Linked DNA regions of Homo sapiens: region 1 is linked to region 2. Evidence: read pairs that join two places in POLR2A ChIA-PET (ENCODE). Cell type or tissue: PC-9. All regions are shown on one strand. Each heading gives the region's core, and the rest is flanking DNA. Links, peaks and the distances in the headings are about the cores only.

Region 1 (2,927 bases), core at 163-2,662, 390 kb after region 2:
CCTTAATTTCTAGAAAAGCCTTAGGTAAAAGATTCACCATACCCCTGGAATATATTATTTTGGTGTGGGTGGCACTGTTGTGTAGCTGTTATTTTCCCAGGCTCTGCCTCTGTCTTTGAGAGCATCACTTAAGCTCTGTAAGCCTTGATCTGCGAAATCGGGATGAGGATAATGGCAGACAACATTTACCAAGAGCTTGCTGTGTGCAGGCAGTAGACTCTGTCTCACACGCCTTCTTACTTAATCATCACCATCATTATCCCCATGTTGCATATGAGGCCCCTTCTTGACAACTGCAGAGGGGAAAACCAACAGCACTATTTTCTACTTTGAGCTGTGCTACACCACTGCTTGTAAAGTTTTAACAACTTACCTAGCAACTGACAAACTTACACAGCTAGTGAGCAACAAACTAGATTTGAACCCAGCTCTTATCCAATCAGTGCCTCCTTTTTCTTGTCTGTACCTCTACCTTGTAAAATCAGAAAAGCACAGAAAGCACAGGAAGCCATATGGCTGAGAGCACACACACACACACACACACACACTCACACACACAGATGCGCACACACACAGACACACATGCACACACACACGCACACACACACGCAGACTGGTATTACTTTACTTCTGACAAGTTCTCTGAACAGCAGTCATAGCACTCTTTATTCCTCTCTTTTTTTTTAAATAAGTGCCCACTGTCTGCCAGGATTTTAACCACATCATCCCTATCCTTGCCACAAGCCCTGTAGTAGACATAGTTGGTTACCAGATCTGTACTTTACTTGAACATACTTCAGTGTAATTAATCAGCGAGCTAAACTATCCATACAGTGAGTCTAAGCTTGGCTGTATAATAAGAGGGGTCAGCTAATCAGCAATGAAGAATATGTTGTTCAGGATGGTTCGCAAGCACAATGTTAGAAAGGTCCACACTCCGGCCACAGGTATTGCGAGTGCTTCCTGCAGTTCAGGAATAGGGTTTCTATTGGTGAAACTAGTGACTAGTTAATTTGCATGACGATATTACAAATGGATTTTCATTGGTGGAATTAAGGTACTCAGGACAAGTAGATTGACTAGAATGTGATACAGGATGCAACCCTTTACCCTTCACCTATACCCTTCCCTGCCTCATTCACTAACTGATTCTGTTCCAGTCACTGGTTTAAGAGAATTTCTGATTGCCTCATACAGGCCAGAGAGCACAGGGCCCAGCTTTTGGAATGTTGTTATGCCTGCTTTGAATACACCCTTCCTGCAGGGTGTGACCAGAGCACCTATAAGAACGGAGTGCTAGGCTGTATAGGGTACATAGGATGACTATCATTAACAACAATTTATTTTATATTTTCAAATAGCTACAAGAGTGGATTCTGAATGTTCACAACACGAGGAAATTATGAATGTTAGAGGTGATGGCTATGCTGATTATCCCGATTTGATTATTACACATTGTATACATGTAGTGAAATGTCACGCTGTACCCCATGAATATGTATCACTATTATGTGTCAATTGAAAATAATAATATACCAGTCATTTGATTCCAGCCAAAAACTAAATTAAATTTAATAATAAAGATAATAATAAAGGAAAAAAAGAACAAAATGCTGGGACTTTGTCAACAACCTTTCAGAACAGGTTGTATGAACTGTTTTGTGCCTGCTTTGCTAATAAATATTTGGCTATAAGAGTAGTAGAATTTGGGCCGGGCGCAGTGGCTCACTCCTGTAATCCCAGCACTTTGGGAGGCCGAGGTAGGTGTATCATCTGAGGTCTGGAGTTCGAGACCAGCCTGGCCAATATGGTGAAACCCCATCTCTACTAAAAGTACAAAAATTAGCCAGGCGTGGTGGTGGGTGCCTGTAATCCCAGCTACTTGGGAGGCTGAGGCAGGAGAATCTCTTGAACCTGGTAGGGGGAGATTGCAGTGAGCCAAGATCACTCCATTGCACTCCAGCCTGGGTAACAAGAGCGAAACTCTTGTTTCAAAAAAAAAAAAAGAAAAAAACAAAAAGAGTAGCAGAATTTGGACTGACATTTGATTGAATGATTGATTGAGTTTTTGAGACGGAATCTTACTCTGTCACCCAGGCTGGAGTGCAATGGTGTGGTCTCGGCTCACTGCAACCTCCGCCTCCTGGGTTCAAGCCATTCTCCTGTCTCAGCCTCCCAAGTAGCTGGGATTACAGGTGCCCGCCACCAAGCCTGGCTAATTTTTGTAATTTTAGTGGAGAAGAGGTTTCACTATGTTGGCCAGGCTGGTCTCGAAATGCTGACCTCGTGATCCACCCACCTCGGCCTCCCAAAGTGCTAGGATTACAGGCGTGAGCCACCGCGCCCAGCCAAGATTTGATTTTATGATAAACTGTAGCTAGGTTGTGGGGGAATCACTAACACTTACCTCCACCAAAAATAACCTAAGAATTGCTCCATGCCAATGGCTTAGATCACAGGAATTGACATGCTTCTCAGGAATCCTCACCTATGTCTTCCTTGACTAGGAGAATCCCTACTGGTTCAGCCTTTAGTCAGCAATATATTCAGAGGAGATGAGTCCAGGAGATGAACCATGATTGGTCTAAGCCAAGAGTCAGCAAACTGCAACTGCAAGGAATCTGGCCCACCATCTGTTTTTATAAATAAAGTTTTTGGCCGGGTGCGGTGGCTCACGCCTGTAATTCCAGCACTTTGGGAGGCCAAGTCGGGCGGATCACGAGGTTAGGAGATCGAGACCATCCTGGCTAACAAGATGAAACCCCGTCTGTACTAAAAATACAAAAAAATTAGCCAGACATGCTGGCGGGCGCCTGTAGTCCCAGCTACTCGGGAGGCTGAGGCAGGAGAATGGAGTCAACCTGGGAGGCGGAGCTTGCAGTGAGCTGTGATTGCGCCACTGCACTGCAGCCTGGGCCACAGAGCGA
Region 2 (2,927 bases), core at 237-2,736:
TTGTAATTTCCATAGCAACCGTATCAAACAGGTGCTCCTGTTGTTCCCATATTTTAAAAATCAATGCTTAGAGATGTTACTTGGCTAGAAAGTGGCAGATTTGGGCTTCAAAGTCAAGGCTTCCTTAGGCTATACTCTCAACAGGTACTCCATCAAATGGCTTGTGACTCTATTAACTAAGCAAGATGCTTTATTCTGCAAGTCTTCATTTCTCCACAAAATCAAAAAGCATATCCTTCACCATTCTTCTTGTACTCACCGGAATACAGGAAAATAAAATGAAGCCATTCGGTGTAGATACAACGTAAGGTACTTATATTAGTTTTCTGCTGCTACGTAAGAAATTACTAACGACTTTATGACTTAGAAGAATGTATCACATACAACAGGGGTCACCAACCCCCAGGGCACAGACCAGTACCAGTCTGTGGCCTGTAAGGAACCGGCCACATGGCAGGAGATGAGCTGCAGGCAAGCGAGCATCACCACCTGAGTGCCGCCTCCTGTCAGATCGGGGCAGCATTAGATTCTCATGGGAGTGTGGACCCTATTGTGAACTCCACATGTGAGGGATCTCGGTTGTTGCTCCTCATGAGAACCTAACTAATGCCTGATGATCTGAAGTGAACAGTTTCATTCTAAAACCATCCCCCACCACCCCACCATTTGTGGAAAAATTGTCTTCTATGAAACGAGTCCCTGGTGCCAAAAAGGTTGGGGACCACTGGTCTACAACTTCTGAGGGCCAGGAATTTGGGTGTGGCTTAGCTGGCTAGTTCTGGCTGGGAATCTCTCATGAGGTTGCCATCTAGGTGTCTGCGTGAGCCGCTTTCATCTGAAAGCTCAACCGAGGCTGGAAAATGCCCTTGCAAGATGCCTCACTTAGGTGACAGACAAGTTGCTGACTGCTGTTCAGGGAGCCTTAGTTCCTCACCACATGGACCTCTCCATAGGGCTGCTGGAGCTTACTCACAACACAGCTGACTTCCCCAGTGAGAGAGATGAAAGAAAGAGAAGCATTCCCTCCAGATCAGGGTGTCTTAACCTCAGCACTAGTGGCATTTAGGGCCAGATAATTTTTCATCGTAGGAAAGCTGTCCTGTGCACTGTAGAATATTTCACAGCATCCCTGGCCTCTACCTACTAGATTCCAATAGCACCCTCTTTCAGATGTGACTACCGAAGATGACACCAAACATTGTCAGATGTCCCCTGGGGGATGATATCACCCTCAGTTGGAAACTACTATTCTAGATTCCTCTTTCACTAAAATTTTTCTCAGCTGGGCTATGTTAAAGTATCCTGCAAACTCCACTTATTGAAATGGGAATTTTAAAAGCATGTATTCATTCCACAAACATGTATTGTCTCTTTGGAGACCTATATACACAACGTAAAAATTGCCTACCCTGACAGTCATGAACTTTCCAAGATATGTAGGAATGGGTTACTAATTGTTGGAGATTAAAATCTGCACTATGGATTAGCAATGGAACAAAGAATTGGCTTGCTGGGCCAGATTATGAACGACGGGAGCAATTGGGTTCATTGTAACAAAAGGGTACAGTTTATAGAATGCATTCCATTTACCCAATTCAGAAGGAATTTTACCTGTCTTTGAAGCAAAGCTTAAGGAATGTATAAATTTCCATTCCAGTGTTGAAATTGTTTTGGGGATCGACTCATTACTAAAATATTTGCCTCGCAATTCAGACAGTTCCCATGGATTTTGTATCACCAGTCAGAAAGTCAACTGAGAAAAATGACTTGTGGTCATGATATTACTGTTCAAACCATGTTGTTGGTAATTCAGTTTTAATAATGGCTTTGGGAAACATGTTTGCCTCAACAAGTTAATGTATTTTTATTTATTATTAAATAACAAGGAATCTGTTGATTAATGGGATGTGCGTGTTAGGGGAGGAAAAAACAGGATCTTTCCTCTGCCCACCACTAAAGCAATTCATTTGAATACATTGATGGAAACCGTTCAAATTTCTAGTAGTTTCTGACAACTTAGAGAAAGGTAAAGTGCCAAGCTGAGTAATAAGGGCTACACACTCAGCATAGATGTTGACATAAATTTTGAACACTGTGAGAGCTGGTGCTCACATAGTCTTGTTCTCAGCTCCTTTGCTAGAAGCTAGCCTAATGCCCGGCACATAGTAGATGCTCAAAAATCTCAGCTGAATAATGAATGTTCTTTAAAAGTTCATTCATCTCATTTCCTAGAAGACTCACAAGAAATGAAATTCTGGAATAGATTTATACCTGTTTCTTACCCTCCACCATGTTCCAAATAATCTCTTCACACCTTTTGCTATAAATACCTGAATCATCAGTTCATTCATTGACTGTGAGAATTGATTAGATTTTGCGCTGTGATTGAACTTCGATGCCTCTGCCGAGCTGGCCCAGTGCTTGACTCACACGGCTCATGTAAGGATGAACGGTGAGCCTGCCAAATTCTACCAAGCTCAAGGGGAATTTTTTATTACAGGTCGAAGCATCTGGCATCCTAGTTATGCATGACCAGGGCTCAACAAGACCACCAAGTTCACTGTTCCTCCAACCTAAGCCAATTGTATGCTTGACCTCTCAGGAGTGTTAAGAGTGTCACCAAACTTTATGAAACACTTCAAGGAGTAGCTGTGCTCTGTATTACTAATAAAAGGAGTAATAGCAAAGGGAGTCATTGATAATATATACTGAGAATTGTTATGCTACCTATTATGGCTAAGTTTTTTATAAGCAGCATCTCACTTTAATCTTCACATTAATCAAAGCTGTGAGGTATGATTATCTCCATTTTTGAGATGAGGAGACAGAGGCTTAGAGAGGTTAAGAAACGTCTCACAGGTCACAGAGGCAATAAGAGGCAGACCTGGTCTTTGAACCCAATATTCTTTTTGACCCTGGAGCACGGG

Evidence for each region. Peaks named below come from ENCODE experiments on the same cell type or tissue, not always from the same donor. Only the 100,000 strongest peaks of a DNase experiment are listed, where the experiment ranks them.
Region 1: POLR2A ChIA-PET joins it to region 2 with 8 read pairs; 1 of 35 experiments calls an interaction of 5 or more read pairs at or near these places.

What each region holds. Positions count from the first base shown.
Region 1 is chr20:53,746,629-53,749,555 of GRCh38, reverse strand. No RefSeq gene overlaps it. Among named protein-coding and RNA genes, the nearest start is that of ZNF217, 150 kb to the right of the region's middle. RefSeq lists an enhancer at 712-1,305. In PC-9, for the core only: no CTCF peak of the experiment used is centred there; DNase peaks (open chromatin) are centred at 245 and 1,175; H3K4me3 peaks cover 378 bases; H3K27ac peaks cover 2,500 bases.
Region 2 is chr20:54,139,800-54,142,726 of GRCh38, reverse strand. No RefSeq gene overlaps it. Among named protein-coding and RNA genes, the nearest start is that of CYP24A1, 33 kb to the left of the region's middle. RefSeq lists an enhancer at 2,576-2,927. In PC-9, for the core only: no CTCF peak of the experiment used is centred there; a DNase peak (open chromatin) is centred at 1,626; H3K27ac peaks cover 2,500 bases.